5 separate regions of the Homo sapiens genome follow, and all the other regions are linked to region 2. The links are chromatin contacts, found by Hi-C or POLR2A ChIA-PET in ENCODE. All regions are on one chromosome and are shown on one strand. The core of a region is the stretch at or near the end of the contact, and the rest is flanking DNA. Distances in the headings are between cores, read along the strand shown. Region 1 has its middle 6.5 kb from the start of MIR4472-2. Region 2 has its middle 41 kb from the start of MAP1LC3B2. Region 3 has its middle 69 kb from the start of MIR4472-2. Region 4 has its middle 45 kb from the start of MIR4472-2. Region 5 has its middle 21 kb from the start of MIR4472-2.

Region 1 (2,700 bases), core at 57-2,556, 170 kb after region 2:
GAGTGTAGACCCGTGTCTGGCCTGCAATGTCTGCTACAGAAGCATTCACTGTTAGTGAATTTACATGTATGGACTCAGCTGATCCCCACAGGAGTCTAAGAGGTTGATGCTATTTATTATTATTATTATTATTATTATTATTATTATTATTAAGACAGAGTCTCACTCTGTTGCCCAGGCTGGAGTGCAGTAGTGCAATCTTGGCTCACTGCAACCTCTGCTTCCCGGGTTCTAAGCGATTGTCCTGCCTCAGGCTCCCAAGTAACTGGGATTACCGGTGCGTGCCACCACACCTGGCTAATTTTGTATTTATAGTAGAGATGGGGTTTCACCATGTTGGCCAGGCTAGTCTCGAACCCCTGATCTCAGGTGATCCATCTGCCTCAGCCTCCCAAAGTGCTGGGATTATGGGCGTGAGCCACTGCATCTGGCCAGTGGATGCTATTATTATACCTGTTACCAGGTAGGGAAACCAGGCATATGTTACATTGGGTAATTTAACCTTAGTCATTCAGAGGTGAGGCGTGGATTTGAACCTAAATCCTCCCACAGCTGGGAGGGCCCTCGTGCTACCCCTGGCTCCGAGTCAGTGTTCACTAAATGCAGATGGAATTGCAGAATTGGTTTTGTTTTAGGCCGGGCACAGTGGCTCACGCCTGTAATCCCAGCACTTTGGGAGGCCGAGGCGGGCGGATCAGGAGGTCAGGAGATCGAGACCATCCTGGCTAACATAGTGAAACCCTGTCTCTCCTAAAACTACAAAAAAATTAGCTGGGCGTGTTGGCAGGCACCTGTAGTCCCAGCTACTCGGGAGGCTGAGGCAGGAGAATGGCGTGAACCCGGGAGGTGGAGTTTGCAGTGAGCCAAGATCGCGCTACTGCACTCCAGTGTGGGTGACAGAGCGATACTCCGTCTCAAAAAAAAAACCAAAAAAAAAAAAAAAACAGAATTGGTTTTGTTTCTTTTTACAAATCTACTTTATGCCGGGCACTTTCCTATCGCTTCATTCGCGATAGGAATGTTTATTTTTTTCCATTTTACACATGTGTGTTTTTTTTTTCCATTTTACACATGGGGGTATTTGTTTTTGTGTGTTTGTTTTTTTCCATTTTACACATGGGGGTATTAAGCTCCGCCCTAGGAGAAGCCTTTAGACCAATGCTGCCCAGCCTGGAAGTGGTGAATCGGAGACTGCCCTCCTGACTCGCTTGGATTCCAAACCCCTGGCTCTTTCCAGCCCAGCCCACGCCCCTCCGGAAGCTCTGCCCAGAAACGTGCATGGTTGGCATTGCTGAGCTTGCGAGTCCTGCATGGCCCAAATCCCATGAAAGCTGCCTGCACTGCATTAGAAGTGCAGCAAGGATGGAAGTGAGAGGTAAAATGTACATTTCAGCACAAAAGCTTGGAGAGACTTCATGATGCCCCTAGGGCCGTAGGGATCCTCTCCTCTCTCCCTGCCCCAGGCAGACAAAATAGCTAAACCACCCAGGAAGTGTCCTGACAGAAGATCTGCTCACCCATCATCTCTGTTATCCTGTGCTCTGTGGCCTCTGAACAGGAACCCCCAAAATTCAGATGAGCAAGGAAGGCAAAGGTGTCACTGAGGGCTTGGCAAAGTGCTTGCAGGGATGTCCCGAGAAGGCTTTTTCCTGACAGCCTCCTCAGAAGAATATGTGTGGATTCTTATTGCGAAACCCCCAAAGCTCAGCCCCGCCTTCAGAGACTCCGGGAATGAGCTGTGGGTGGAGGGGTGAGTTTAGCGGTGGCAGCTGATCCTTTCCAGATGCCGGGCTCCAGGCCTTGCGGGCAGCCAGGCTGGTCAGTGGCTCCTTGTCACATGCGTGCCACCAGAGGCAGAGGGACAGGGGAAAGGGGCAAGAGTCTGCTCTGAGCCAGGGACTTCCAGGAAGAGCCTGAATAGTCCTGCCCCAGGCGGCTGGTTCTTTCCTCTTAGTGAGCAGCCATGCACACATGATGATTTGCTTTCCTTTTTTTTTTTAATTAACTTCTTACTTTATGCATTTATTTATTTATTTTTCAGACAGGGTCTTGCTCTGTCGCCCAGGCTGGCACCCAGTGGTGTGATCTCTGCTCACCGCAGCCTTGAATTCCTGAGCTCAAGTCATCCTCCTACCTCAGCCTCCCAAGTAGCTGGGACTATAGGCGCACGCCACCGCAGCCAGATAATTTTTTTTACTTTTTAGTAGAGATGGGGGTCTCGCTATGTTTCCCAGGCTAGTCACAAACCCCTGGCCTTAAGCGATCCTCCCATTTTGGCCTCCCAAAGCACTGGGATTACAAGTGTAAGCCGCTGTGCCCAACCCAATTTACTTTTTATTGAAATATAATTTCAGACTTAGGAAAAAGTTGCAAGAACAATACAAAGAATTCCCATGTACCTGTCACCCAGATTTCCCAAATGTTACCACATTACCACTTTGCTGTATCCTTCCCCCACCCCCCACCCCTGTCTCTGTAGATACAGCTATAAAGAGGAGAAAAATGCTTGTTTTCTCAGACATCACACCTCTGTGAAATACTTCACTCTGAATTTCCTAAAAACAAGCAACATTGTCTTACAAAACCACAATACAATGATCAAACGTAGGGAATGAACACTGACACAGCGTTATTGTCTCATCTGAAAACTTTCTCCAGGTCTCCCCATTTGTACTGATGATGTCCTTTGTCACCAAAGGA
Region 2 (2,700 bases), core at 78-2,577:
TCCCAAGTTCCGGATTACAGGCATGAGCCCACCATGCCCAGCCTACTCTTTAAACTTTTCAAAGCAGCTTCACATACATGCCTCAACAGATCCCCTCCATATCTCTGAGCAACAGGTAAGATGAATGTCGTGCCCATTTGACAGGTGGGAAAACTGAGGTGCCGATCAGAGAGTCTTATCCTCAATAAAGAAAGGTTTCTGGATGGGGAAGAGCAGGCACAGGGGTATTTCATGTCTCATAGCAAGTTGGTGGCTGAAATGGAACTAAGCAAAGTCTTCTGACCTATTTTCTATGAGGTTTTCATTCATTTGTTTTTCAGATATTCATTAAATGCTTATATGTCAGACACTGTGGTCATCTCATAATAATGATTATAGCTAGAGTTGTCTCTACAATCCTACACTTTCTACCTACAAGTCCCATTGCTAAATTATTTACGTGCCCTCTCTCATTTCAATGCGCGACAGCCACCCTTTGAGGTATGATTACTATTACTATCCCCAGACACAAGTAAGGACACTGAGCTTGCCCAAGGTCACTTAGCTCCTGAGCGGGTGCTGGGGTGTAAGGACTTCAAGCCTGTGCTCCTTTACTGCTTTGCTGAGGCTTGTTATCTGCACTGGGGTGGCCTACCCTCTTGAAGCTTACTCTTTTTTTTGAGACAGAGAATCTTGCTCTGTTGACCAGGCTAGAGTGCAGTGGTACACGGCTCACTACCATCTCCACCTCCTGGTTCAAGCGATTCTCCTGCCTCAGCCTCCCGAGTAGCTGGGATTACAGGTGTGCACCACCATGCCTGGCTAATTTTTGTATTTTTAGTAGAGATGGAGTTTTTCCATGTTGGCCAGGCTGGTCTCAAACTCCTGACCTCAGATGATCTGCCCGCCTTGGCCTCCCAAAGTGCTGAAGCTTACATTCTTATAAGGAGATAAATATACCAGTTTTCTGAGGTCTGGCCTTCACCTCTAAGACCCTCCAAGCTATTCCTTCCCAATAAGGAATATTCCAAATAGGAGAGAAAGGATGCAGACGTTGATTAAGCCCCTTCCATGGGCCAGGCACACGCATATCCATTTTCCATACCACCTAGCAAATTGGCTACAGAGGGTACTGAAGAAATCAAGGCTCATTGGGTTGACATGGTTGTTCAAAGCTGGCATACTTGGTTTTCAGGGAGTGGAGACCTGGCCTTGGATGGTGATGCCATCTGACTTGCCTTTTCTGCCAGCCAGCTCTGGCTCTCCTGGAGGACAAGTGACGGGGGAAGAGTTTGCCATGAGTCTTTAGGTCACGTAACTACGGAAGCAGTTCTCTTGAGGCTTGATACGTGATCTTTATACAAACCCTCCTCGGGACAGGAGCCAGAAAGTCACTCTCCCACCCATTTTGGGACAAGGGAGGTGGGGGGAGGACCCAAGACCGGATCCCGGCAGAGTCCCGCTGCCCACGACAGGCAGCAGGTGGCGCCATGGCCCCGGTTTAACAAGGACACCGGGAAGGTGGAAAGGGTGGGTGGGTGGGGCGGGGTGGGGGGCGTGGGGGTTGCGGTTGGACTCCAGAAAGAAAAACTAGTGGAAAACAAGGCTTTAAAAGAAGAACAATTTGTTCCAAAACACTTGCCTTGTAACGGGGTCATCTATAAATTCTGGGATTTCCTGTTGGCCTCGGGGAGGGCAGGCAGGCCGGCCGGCGGGCAGGCCACTGTCTTCTCTGCAGTCTGGAAGAATCATTTCCAGCCCAGCTCACGAGCTCCAGCCTCCCCTGGCCCAGATTGGCTCTGAAATTTCCCAGCTTTCGTGCCCGTAAGCAGGATCCTGTGACAGCAGCGTCTCCTTGAGCGGTGCTCCAGTTTCCACTGGGTTGGGAGGAGGCGTGAGATCATGGTCATTTTTTAAAGGAGAGGCTGTCTTCGTGATCTCCCTGTTCCGTCTCCACCATCGGACTTGTTCCAAAACAATCAAAGACGTGGAAACAATAAAATGAAAGAGATGGAAGTAGCCCTTTTAAAAAGAAGACAGCTGTTCCTGTCAATACGGGGACGGAAAAGAGAAAAAGAGTTGGAAACAAATAATTTTTAAGCCCAGGACTGGCTACTTGGTTAACAGATGTGGCCTGACCTCGCTCTACCCAAATCACTTCATCATGGGCTCTGAGCGGCCAGGCGCGGTGGAGAGGGCAGGGAGCTTTGGAACCAGTCGTTCATGAGCTGTGTGACCTTGAACAAGCCATTTAATATCTTGGAACGTCCGTTTCCTCCTCCAATAAGTGGTGAACAGTAATTAATACCTGCTATGCCAGGAGGTTGTGAGGCTCATGGATGGCCTGTTTCAAAGACTCGTGTGTATCAGCAACGCAATGCAAACAAGGTCACGGTTCTCTCTTGACTGTCGTCCCCGTGCGGCCAACAGGCCATCCTCACGGGCAAAATGACAAGGAACAGCAGAACTCTAAAGGAAAGATTATCTTACAAACTCACGGTGATATCTTTACATGTCTCTGGAGGAAAAGTCACAGTGAAAATATTGCCAATCAGTCATGAAGATGGTTAGGATTATGTTTTCTCTTTACCCAGAGAGCCAAGGCCAGGAGTTTAACTGGGACCACATAAAGGAAGAAGCAGCGGCTTTGAGTCTGGCTTGGTTTGGGGTAAAGACTCCTGGCTCAGTCACAATGCAGTGGTGCCATTGAACGAGATGCGT
Region 3 (2,700 bases), core at 188-2,687, 240 kb after region 2:
GTGTACCTGTAATTCCAGCTACTTGGAAGACTGAGGAGGAGAATGGCTTGAACCTGGGAGGTGGAGGTTGCAGTGAGCTGAGATTGTGCCACTGCACTCCAGCCTGGGTGATAAAGCAAGACTCTGTCAGAAAAAAAAGAAAGAAAAGAAAGAAGGAAGGAAGGGAGGGAGGGAGGGGAGGGAAAGAAAGAAAGAAAAAGAAGGAAGGAAGGAAGGGAGGAAGCGGAGGGGAGGGAAAGAAGGAAGGAAGGGAGGGAGGGAGGGAGGGGAGGGAAAGAAAGAAAGAAGAAGGAAGGAATGGAGGGAGGGCGGGGAGGGAAAGAAAGAAAGAAAAAGAAAGAAGGAAGGAAGGAAGGAAGACCGGTGCGGTGGCTCACGCCTGTAATCCCAGCACTTTGGGAGGCCGAGGCAGGTGGGTCACGAGGTCAGGAGATTGAGACCATCCTGGCTAACATGGTGAAACCCCGCCTCTTCAAAAAAAAATAATAAATAAATAAAATTAAAAAATTAGCCGGGCGTGGTGGCGGGCACCTGTAGTCCAGGCTACTCGGGAGGCTGAGGCAGGAGAATGGCGTGAACCTGGGAGGTGGAGCTTGCAGTGAGCTGAGATCGTGCCATTGCACTATAGCCTGGGCGACAGAGCGAGACTCCGTCTAAAAGAAACAGAAAGAAGGAAGGAAGGAAGGAAGAAAGGAAAGAAGGGAAAAGAAAAGAAAAGAAAGAAAAGGAGGGAGGGAGGGAAGGAAGGCAGGAAGGCAGGGAGGGAGAAAGAAAGAGAAAGAAAGAGAGAAAGAGAAAGAAAGAAAAGAAAAGAGAAGAGGAAATTTTCCTACCACCAGCACATTGAGGGCGGGGAATCGTCAGAAGTTCACAGATCAGAGGATTGGATTCTGTCTTTGCATTGAACCTGGCAAAGTGAGGTAGAGAAAAATAAAAAAGGCCCCCAGCCTCCCATGCCTGCATATCTTGAAGTTTGTGGTCAAGATCACAGCCAAAGACTCACACCAGCTAAGTCACAAAGTTTGGCTCAGCCTGGGGCTTCCTGGAAACCACTAAGCTGAAGAGGTTCGTGAGGTCCCCACAGTTCATTTAGAATTCACAACCTTCCCCTATGACATTTTTGTTTCTAACATAGATCTCCCCTAAGGAAAGGGATAGAGCTGCCACAGAGAACAAAATGCTCTTCAGCCCTGAGTTCATCAGTTCTTGCTGTACATAAACACCTTTTTCCCCCCCCGTAACACAGGAAATGCAGGAAACCAGCACCAGCTGATAAAAAAAAAAAGACCCCCCCCCCCCCACACACACACACCCACACACACACACACACACACACACCCACACACACAAGCTTTCCAACTTGTCCAGAAAGTTGCCCACAGCACTTCTGGCCACGCTGGGCTGGGCCACTGTGACGTCAGGCCGGCAGTCAGCCAATGGAGGAATGGTTCTGACTTTCTCATCTGCATATTGCGGTGGCATTGGTTCAGATTTCAGGGCCGTTTGTATTGTGGTGGTTTCTTTATGTTCAAGGTTATCCACACCAGGCAGAGGACAAACTCCACTCCTGGCCTTCCTGCCCAGCTAGATTTAAGGATTGTAACCAGGACAGTGAGTCCCTTCTGGGAAAGGGGCCTCGTGGAGGTTATGAAATCCAGCAGGTCATGGAAGGAGAAACGATTGACAATCCAGACGGGATGGAGGCAGGAGTTGGCTCAGTAACCCCATCTTTCCTATCCACCAGCACTCCCCTGCGCTTCCCAAGTGATTTAATTATCCATTCTTTAACTGCAACTCGGTTAGCCCTGAAATTTGGGTGAAGAGAAATCAGACACAGGTTACTTGAATTACTATGCTTGGTTTTATCTTGTAGACGAATAACTCAGGCATGTGAATTGAACATGCAAATGTGTGCAAAACAACATGCATAATTTAAGATTCTCAAATTAACAGAGGAGAAACAATTGAGTAACCTCACTGCTTTCTCTGAAGCACAGTTTTCTAAGAATATTGTAACCATTTTTTTTTTTTAGCTGTCTGACAGAAGGGATTGGAAAATAGAAGGAATTTAAAGCAAAAGGGTGGATGTAGCTATCAGTGGCAAGAAAAATGCAGGGAGATTGCAATATTAAAATATAGTCAAATTTCACTTACTCGGATATCACTGAGTTTGGATTTGGTGTAAATCACCTCAAACTTCCCTTTACTTTGATGCTAACTATAAATACGGTATTGGTGTGTATTAGAGCTCTGGTTCTCACCTCCAAGGTTTGATTAAATAAGTCTGGGTAGAAATAAAGAAATTATAACAAGTGTCCCAAATATTTCTGTCAACGGGGGACTACCGCTGAGAAACTGCCTTGATTTTCCAAGCCACTTTTAATTTTAAATGTTTATTTCCCCATGGTCTTCACAAACCATTGAAATATCTCAGCAACTAAAATATTCCAGCATGCAAACTTGATCTCTTCGATTGACTACCCCACCCAAAAGCTGTGCAGAAAGCCCCCTAGCACGTACACTGATTTGGACTGGAAACTGGAGCCGCCGTCGCTGTGAAGAGATGTGAAGTGACCAGACTTCCATGTGTGATGATTAATTTTATGTGTCTACTGGACTAGGTTAAGGGATGCCCAGATGGCTGGTAAAACATTATTTCTGGGTATGTCCGTGAGGGTATTTCCAGAAGAGATTAGCATT
Region 4 (2,700 bases), core at 118-2,617, 220 kb after region 2:
AGAGGTCCTTTGCTTCTTTGTCTCATAACCACCTGGCTCTCCAGATTGAGGGGTGGGGGAGGGGTTGGGAGACACTCCAGTGGAATTCTCAGCAACCCTTCCCTGATGTGGACTCTAAGCCTAGGGGAAGATGTCTGAGACAGTGGGTCCCATCTCCCAGACCCCTTGCCACAGCTTCCTTGCCGGTCTGTTTGCCGCTTTCTGAGGAAGCCAACACTTGCCTTTATTCCTCTCTTTGACCACAGCTCTCCCCTGCAGAAATGTCCCTTCTCTGTGAACTCGGTGGTCCAGGGTCCAGGTGCTGGAATCACACAGACCTGGGCTGGAATCCTGGCTTCACTTCCAACCAACTGTGTGATTTTTAGGCAAATTTTCCCTCGCTGTGCCTTGGTTTTCCTATCTGTAAAATGGGATCATTGACACATGCTTTGCAAAGCATATTAGTTTCTTGTGGCTACTGTAACAAATTACCGCACACTGCATGGCTGAAAACAACAGAAATGTGTTACTCTCCCAGTTCTGGAGGCCAGAAGTCCAAAATCAAAATGTCACTTCCAGTATCCTTCCAGCTTCTGGTGGCTCCTGGAGTTCCTTAGCTCGCGGCTGCATCACTCCAATGTCGACCTCTATCCTCACAGTCTCTAGGTCCTTCTCTAGCTTTCTTTAGGACACTCACACTGGATTTAAGGCTCGCCTTGGTCTGGGCATGGTGGCTCATTCCTGTAATCCCAGCATTTTGGGAGGCTGAGGCCAGAGGATCGCTTGAGGCCAGGAGTTCAAGACCAGCCTGGCCAACATGGTGAAACCCCATCTCTACTAAAAATACAAAAATTAGCTGGGCGTGGTGGTGGGCACCTGTAATCCCAGCTACTCTGGAGGCTAAGGCAGGAGAATCACTTGAACCTGGTAAACGGAGGTTGCAGTGAGTCGAGATCACGCCACTGCACTCCAGCCTGGGTGACAGAGTGAGACTCTGTTTCAAAAAAAAAAAAAAAGAAAGAAAGAAGAAAGAAAAGAAAAGAAAAGAAAAGAAAAAGGCTCACCTTAACCCAGTATGATGTCATCTTCATTCTTACCTGAATGATATTTGCAAAGACCCTGTTTCCAAAAAAGGTCACATTCTGAGTTTCCAGGTGGACATGAATGGGAGACACCATTCAACCCGCTGCACAGAAATAAGGCTGGCCTAGGGCCCTCGGCAGCCATTCCCTCTGCCCTCTCCTACACCCTGCTTGGAGGCTTTTTTCTCCCAGGGGAAAGAGAAAGGTTGCTTCAGAGAGCAGCGTACTTGGAGCAGTGGCAAACTTCCAGTGCTTGTGAGCCAATTCCCCCTCCATCCAGTAGGCCCTTCCCTGGTTTCTGACTAAGTGTGAGGGAGGGAGGATGAATCGAGGCCAGATCCTCACTCATCTGAACTATACTTTCCACGGAAATAAACTTTCCCAAGGAGGCTGGCTGCCCCCTGCTATTCTTAGTCCAGAGCCTGAATCGACAGCAACGTTAATCATACAGGAAAACCATCGTCGTGGGACCCTGGCATGTGCTAAGTTGTGGCCACACCTTTGCACACCCAGGGTCTCATATGATGGTCACAGGTCAGTTTGCAGGTGAAGAGCCAAGGGTGGGAAGTGTCCATCAAGGAGCCCAAGGGACACGTTGCTTTCAAGGGTGCAGAAGGCTATGCCAGCTGCACTGCACCCCAGCACCCAGCACAGATCATCGAGGTAACACATGTTTTGTGCCTGCCTGACTGGGCTGGGTGTTTTTCCCACTCGATCCTCAGAGAGGCAGGAAGAAAGGAAGTCCTGACTCCAGGATCCTGCAGCTGGCTGCCTGCACCCAAAGCCTGCACTTTCCCGCTTCCCAGACCGGTCTCTGATCTCACAGTTCCCATCTTTCTGACCCTTCCCTATATGGGGGGCAGGTGCGGGGAGGAAGCTTTCCCAGGAGGAGCAGCAGGGCAGGTGGGATTTCTCCTTCATGTGGTCTTCATTCTGCAGAGAATGAGAAAGAGACTGGCTCTGGGGGGTATCAAAGTGTGTGAATGTGTGTGGCTGTGTGTGTGTGATCATGCGTTTATGCATATGTGACTGTGTGTGAGCATGAGTGTGTATGTGTGTCTGTATGTATGAGTTTGAGAAAGTGTGTGCGTGGCTGTGTGTATGAACAAGGGAGCATGTGGGTGTGTGTGTGTGGCTGTGAGTATATGCAAGTATCTGTAAGTGTGTGAACATGTGAGTGTGTACGCTAATGTGAGTATGTGCGTGTGTGAGAGTGTGTGTGTGTGTGTGTGTGTGGTTTTACAGGGGGGCAGGAAAGGGACAGGGGTGGGAGCAACATTCCTTGGAGGTTGAACCAGAGCTGGTGGAGGGACCCTCTCCTCCTCCCCTCTTGCCTGTTCCCTCTTCCCTCCTCCTTCCTCTTCCTTCTCAGCCCCTCGCCCCTTCCCAGCAGATTCTATTAAGCAACCCGGGACAAATGAAAGGGGTGAAACTGGGCGGGCGCCTGGCAGGGGGGTCAGCAGGGGCTAAGCGGTCAGGGCACTCGTCCCTGCCTTCCCAGGTTCCTGAACGCTGAGGATTACAGCTTCGACTGCTGCTGTTTAATCAGCTGGTAGCAATTTAACCATTACACCCCAGTGAGAGAATCCTAGACATTTCCTACAGGAGGGGGACGGGAAGACTAAGATGCAAGGAATGC
Region 5 (2,700 bases), core at 155-2,654, 190 kb after region 2:
ACTCCTGACCTCAAGTGATGCGCTGGCCTCAGCCTCCCAAAGTGCTGGGGTTACAGGCATGGGCCACAGCATAGCTCATTTAATTTACCAGTCACCAAGTAGCTCATTTTAATCAGTTTCCTGATTTGGCAGGAGATGAAACAAAATGGGTACTCTCTTAGACACTGTAGTTGCCCTCCCAATAATTTATCCTAAGATATCATTCCAAATGTACACAGGCGAGGTGCAGTGGCTCACACCTGTAACCCCAACACTTTGGAAGGCCAAGGCAGAAGGATCACTTGAGGCCAGAAGTTCAAGACCAGCCTAGGTAAACTTGTGAGACCCCATCTCTACAAAAATTTTAAAAATTAGCCAAGTGTGAGACTACATACCTGTAGTCTCAGCTACATGAGAGGCTGAGGTAGGGAGACTGCTTGAGCCCAGGAGCTTGAGGCTGCAGTGAGCCATGATGGCGCCATTGCATGTCAGCCTGGGCGACAGAGTGAGACACCATTTCAAAAAAAAAGAAGAAAGAAAGAAAAAGAAAAGAATGTACACAAAGACTTAACCACAAGGCTCTTCCTCTTGACCTCTTTCACAGTAAAAAACAGAAAATCCCTAACCATACAACAAAGTAATAAAGGCTGTGATTGATATTCCCATTTCACTGATGGGAAGATGGTGCAAGAGATGTTAAGCAGCCTAGGAGTGGAACTCAGGTGGTCTGGCATCAGAGTCTGAAGCTCGGCACTATATGCTTTTGGCTTCTAGAAAAGCCTGAAAGGCTGAAAGTAACAGTGGTGCTCTCTCGGTAGTTGGACTATGGGTAGTTTGTATTTTATTGTGTTTAGAGACAGGGTCTTGCTCTATTGCCCAGGCTGGAGTGTGGTGGCATAATCATAGCTCACTGCAGCCTTGACCTACCAGGTTCAAGTGATCCTCCAGGCTCAGCCTCTCAAGTAGCTAGGACCATAGGTGTGCACCACCATGCCCAGCTAATTTTTTTGTGTTTTGTAGAGCTGAGGTCTCCCTATATTGCCCAATCTGGTCTCAAACATCTGGGCTCAAGCAATCCTCCCGCTTCGGCCTCCCAAAATCCTGGGATCACAGGTGTGAACCATCACGCCCAGCTGGTAGTTTTTATTTGTTTCCTTTTGGCCTATGCATACTCTGAATTTTCTACTGAGATCATCCATTGTTAGTATACTTTGCCTAAAAAGAAAAAGAAATACTATGTATTTAAATCAGTCAGTCAACCAACAACCAACCAATCCATCAGCTGCGCTATTTTTGCATGTCTTCTGTTGTAAATGAGCCACCTCCAGTCACAGCCAAAGTCACTGTTCCCAGTCATTGCAGCCAGAGGGGCCTTGCCCTGTGGTGTCAGCCAGGGCGTGCATCTCAGTCTGCCTCTGCTGACAGCTCCATGTAGGGCTTGTGAAATCAAGGCAGATTGCATAAGAGCGTCCCCTGGGGCCCTGGAGCTGTTTGTCACCCCTGAGTTATTTTTATTGGTTGTAAACTGAGCTCTCCTTTTTGGAAGCTTCCTGGGACTGTAGAGTATCCCAGCCTCTGCAGAGAGAGGACAATGTTGGCCAGGGCTGAGAGGGCCTTGGCCTGGAACTTTGCAGGGGCCTTTTTGCCCAGGGTCAGAAAAGGAGGGCCTGTCGCAGTGCCTCACGCCTGTAAACCCAACACTCTGGGAGGCTGAGTGGATCACCTGAGGTCGGGAGTTCAAGACCAACCTGGCCAACATGGTGAAACCTTGTCTCTACTGAAAATACAAAAATTAGCTAGGGGTGGTGGCGGGCACCTGTAATCCCAGCTACTCAGGAGGTTGAGGCAGGAGAAACGCTTGAACCTGGAAGGCAGAGGTTGCAGTGAGCTGAGATCGCACCACTGCACTCCAGCCTGGGCGACAGAGCAAGACCCTGTCTCAAAATACAAAAATAAAAATTAAAAAAAAAAAAGAAAGAAAAAAGAAAAGGGAGTCAAAAAGAGTTCAACCCCTGGCCTTGCATCCTGGGTGTTTACCCCACTTGCCTGGTGGAGAACATGATGATGCTGATGATGATGATACAAATAACACAGCCAATCTCACTTTGCACATTCATGTGGACTGTAAGAATGACCGTGCAAACTGAAAGTGTACAAAAAGATCTCAATCACCAACAGGATAAAATAAGATTATTCTGTGACCTTTAACAATCTTCTGTCAAAACACTAAAACTCTCTTACTGTTGGCTATAAATGTTTAAGGAAATGAAAAACTAGGTAAAACTAACATCTCTTTCTTATACTTCAATTTAGAACATTAGAAACATTGAAAATATAACTGTAGGCTGGGAGCAGTGGCTCACGCCTGTAATCCCAACACTTTGGGAGGCCAAGGAGGGAGGATCACTTGAGCTCAGGAGTTTGAGACCAGCCTGGGCAGCATAGTGAAACCCTGTCTCTATAAAAACTAGCCAGGCATGGTGGTGCATGCCTGTAGTCCCAGCTACCAAGGAGGCTGAAGTGGGAGGACCACTTGAGCCCAGGAGGTTGAGGCTGCAGTCAGCTGTGATTGTGCCACTATACTCCAGCATAGGCGACAGGAGTGAGACCCTAAGAAAAAATATGTGTGTGTGTGTGTGTTGTATTTCTTTGTGTAAAAACTATCAAGAATAGCCTGAACCATGCTTGCCAGCTTCTTGTTTAACTAATGATACAGAGGGA

Evidence for each region. A loop is a pair of places that touch in the nucleus more often than their neighbours do. ChIA-PET counts read pairs that join two places held with the same protein, here RNA polymerase II (POLR2A). Pooled maps may share reads with other maps.
Region 1: a map of ascending aorta shows a loop between it and region 2 (4-fold over the local background). The contact joins two enhancer-like sites. A Hi-C loop is called at or near these places in 12 of 168 maps with a recorded cell type or tissue (Caco-2, Calu3, IMR-90 and 9 more) and 16 of 50 pooled maps. POLR2A ChIA-PET finds 5 or more read pairs at or near these places in 2 of 52 experiments (A673 and H1).
Region 3: a loop to region 2 is called in a map of heart right ventricle, with 2.1 times the contacts of the local background. The contact joins two enhancer-like sites. A Hi-C loop is called at or near these places in 1 of 168 maps with a recorded cell type or tissue (heart right ventricle), 1 of 37 single-sample maps with no recorded cell type and 11 of 50 pooled maps. POLR2A ChIA-PET finds 5 or more read pairs at or near these places in 4 of 52 experiments (AG04449, HEK293, K562 and 1 more).
Region 4: a loop to region 2 is called in a map of endothelial cell of umbilical vein, with 7 times the contacts of the local background. The contact joins two enhancer-like sites. A Hi-C loop is called at or near these places in 5 of 168 maps with a recorded cell type or tissue (PC-3, ascending aorta, chondrocyte and 2 more) and 8 of 50 pooled maps. POLR2A ChIA-PET finds 5 or more read pairs at or near these places in 1 of 52 experiments (WTC11).
Region 5: a map of PC-3 shows a loop between it and region 2 (8-fold over the local background). The contact joins two enhancer-like sites. A Hi-C loop is called at or near these places in 2 of 168 maps with a recorded cell type or tissue (PC-3 and gastrocnemius medialis), 1 of 37 single-sample maps with no recorded cell type and 8 of 50 pooled maps.

The regions. Positions count from the first base shown.
Region 1 is chr12:116,433,442-116,436,141 of GRCh38, reverse strand. No RefSeq gene overlaps it. Among named protein-coding and RNA genes, the nearest start is that of MIR4472-2, 6.5 kb to the right of the region's middle. Within about 2 kb of position 1,306, at least 23 of the 41 ENCODE cell types and tissues checked have a DNase peak (open chromatin) inside an H3K27ac peak, as active enhancers do; they include PC-3, ascending aorta and ovary, where a contact is called at or near this core.
Region 2 is chr12:116,598,589-116,601,288 of GRCh38, reverse strand. No RefSeq gene overlaps it. Among named protein-coding and RNA genes, the nearest start is that of MAP1LC3B2, 41 kb to the right of the region's middle. Within about 2 kb of position 1,327, at least 28 of the 41 ENCODE cell types and tissues checked have a DNase peak (open chromatin) inside an H3K27ac peak, as active enhancers do; they include PC-3, ascending aorta, endothelial cell of umbilical vein and 3 more, where a contact is called at or near this core.
Region 3 is chr12:116,357,933-116,360,632 of GRCh38, reverse strand. No RefSeq gene overlaps it. Among named protein-coding and RNA genes, the nearest start is that of MIR4472-2, 69 kb to the left of the region's middle. RefSeq lists a silencer at 1,436-1,525. Within about 2 kb of position 1,437, at least 30 of the 41 ENCODE cell types and tissues checked have a DNase peak (open chromatin) inside an H3K27ac peak, as active enhancers do; they include heart right ventricle, where a contact is called at or near this core.
Region 4 is chr12:116,382,043-116,384,742 of GRCh38, reverse strand. No RefSeq gene overlaps it. Among named protein-coding and RNA genes, the nearest start is that of MIR4472-2, 45 kb to the left of the region's middle. RefSeq lists an enhancer at 1,158-1,834. Within about 2 kb of position 1,367, at least 8 of the 41 ENCODE cell types and tissues checked have a DNase peak (open chromatin) inside an H3K27ac peak, as active enhancers do; they include PC-3, ascending aorta and endothelial cell of umbilical vein, where a contact is called at or near this core.
Region 5 is chr12:116,405,473-116,408,172 of GRCh38, reverse strand. No RefSeq gene overlaps it. Among named protein-coding and RNA genes, the nearest start is that of MIR4472-2, 21 kb to the left of the region's middle. Within about 2 kb of position 1,404, at least 7 of the 41 ENCODE cell types and tissues checked have a DNase peak (open chromatin) inside an H3K27ac peak, as active enhancers do; they include PC-3 and gastrocnemius medialis, where a contact is called at or near this core.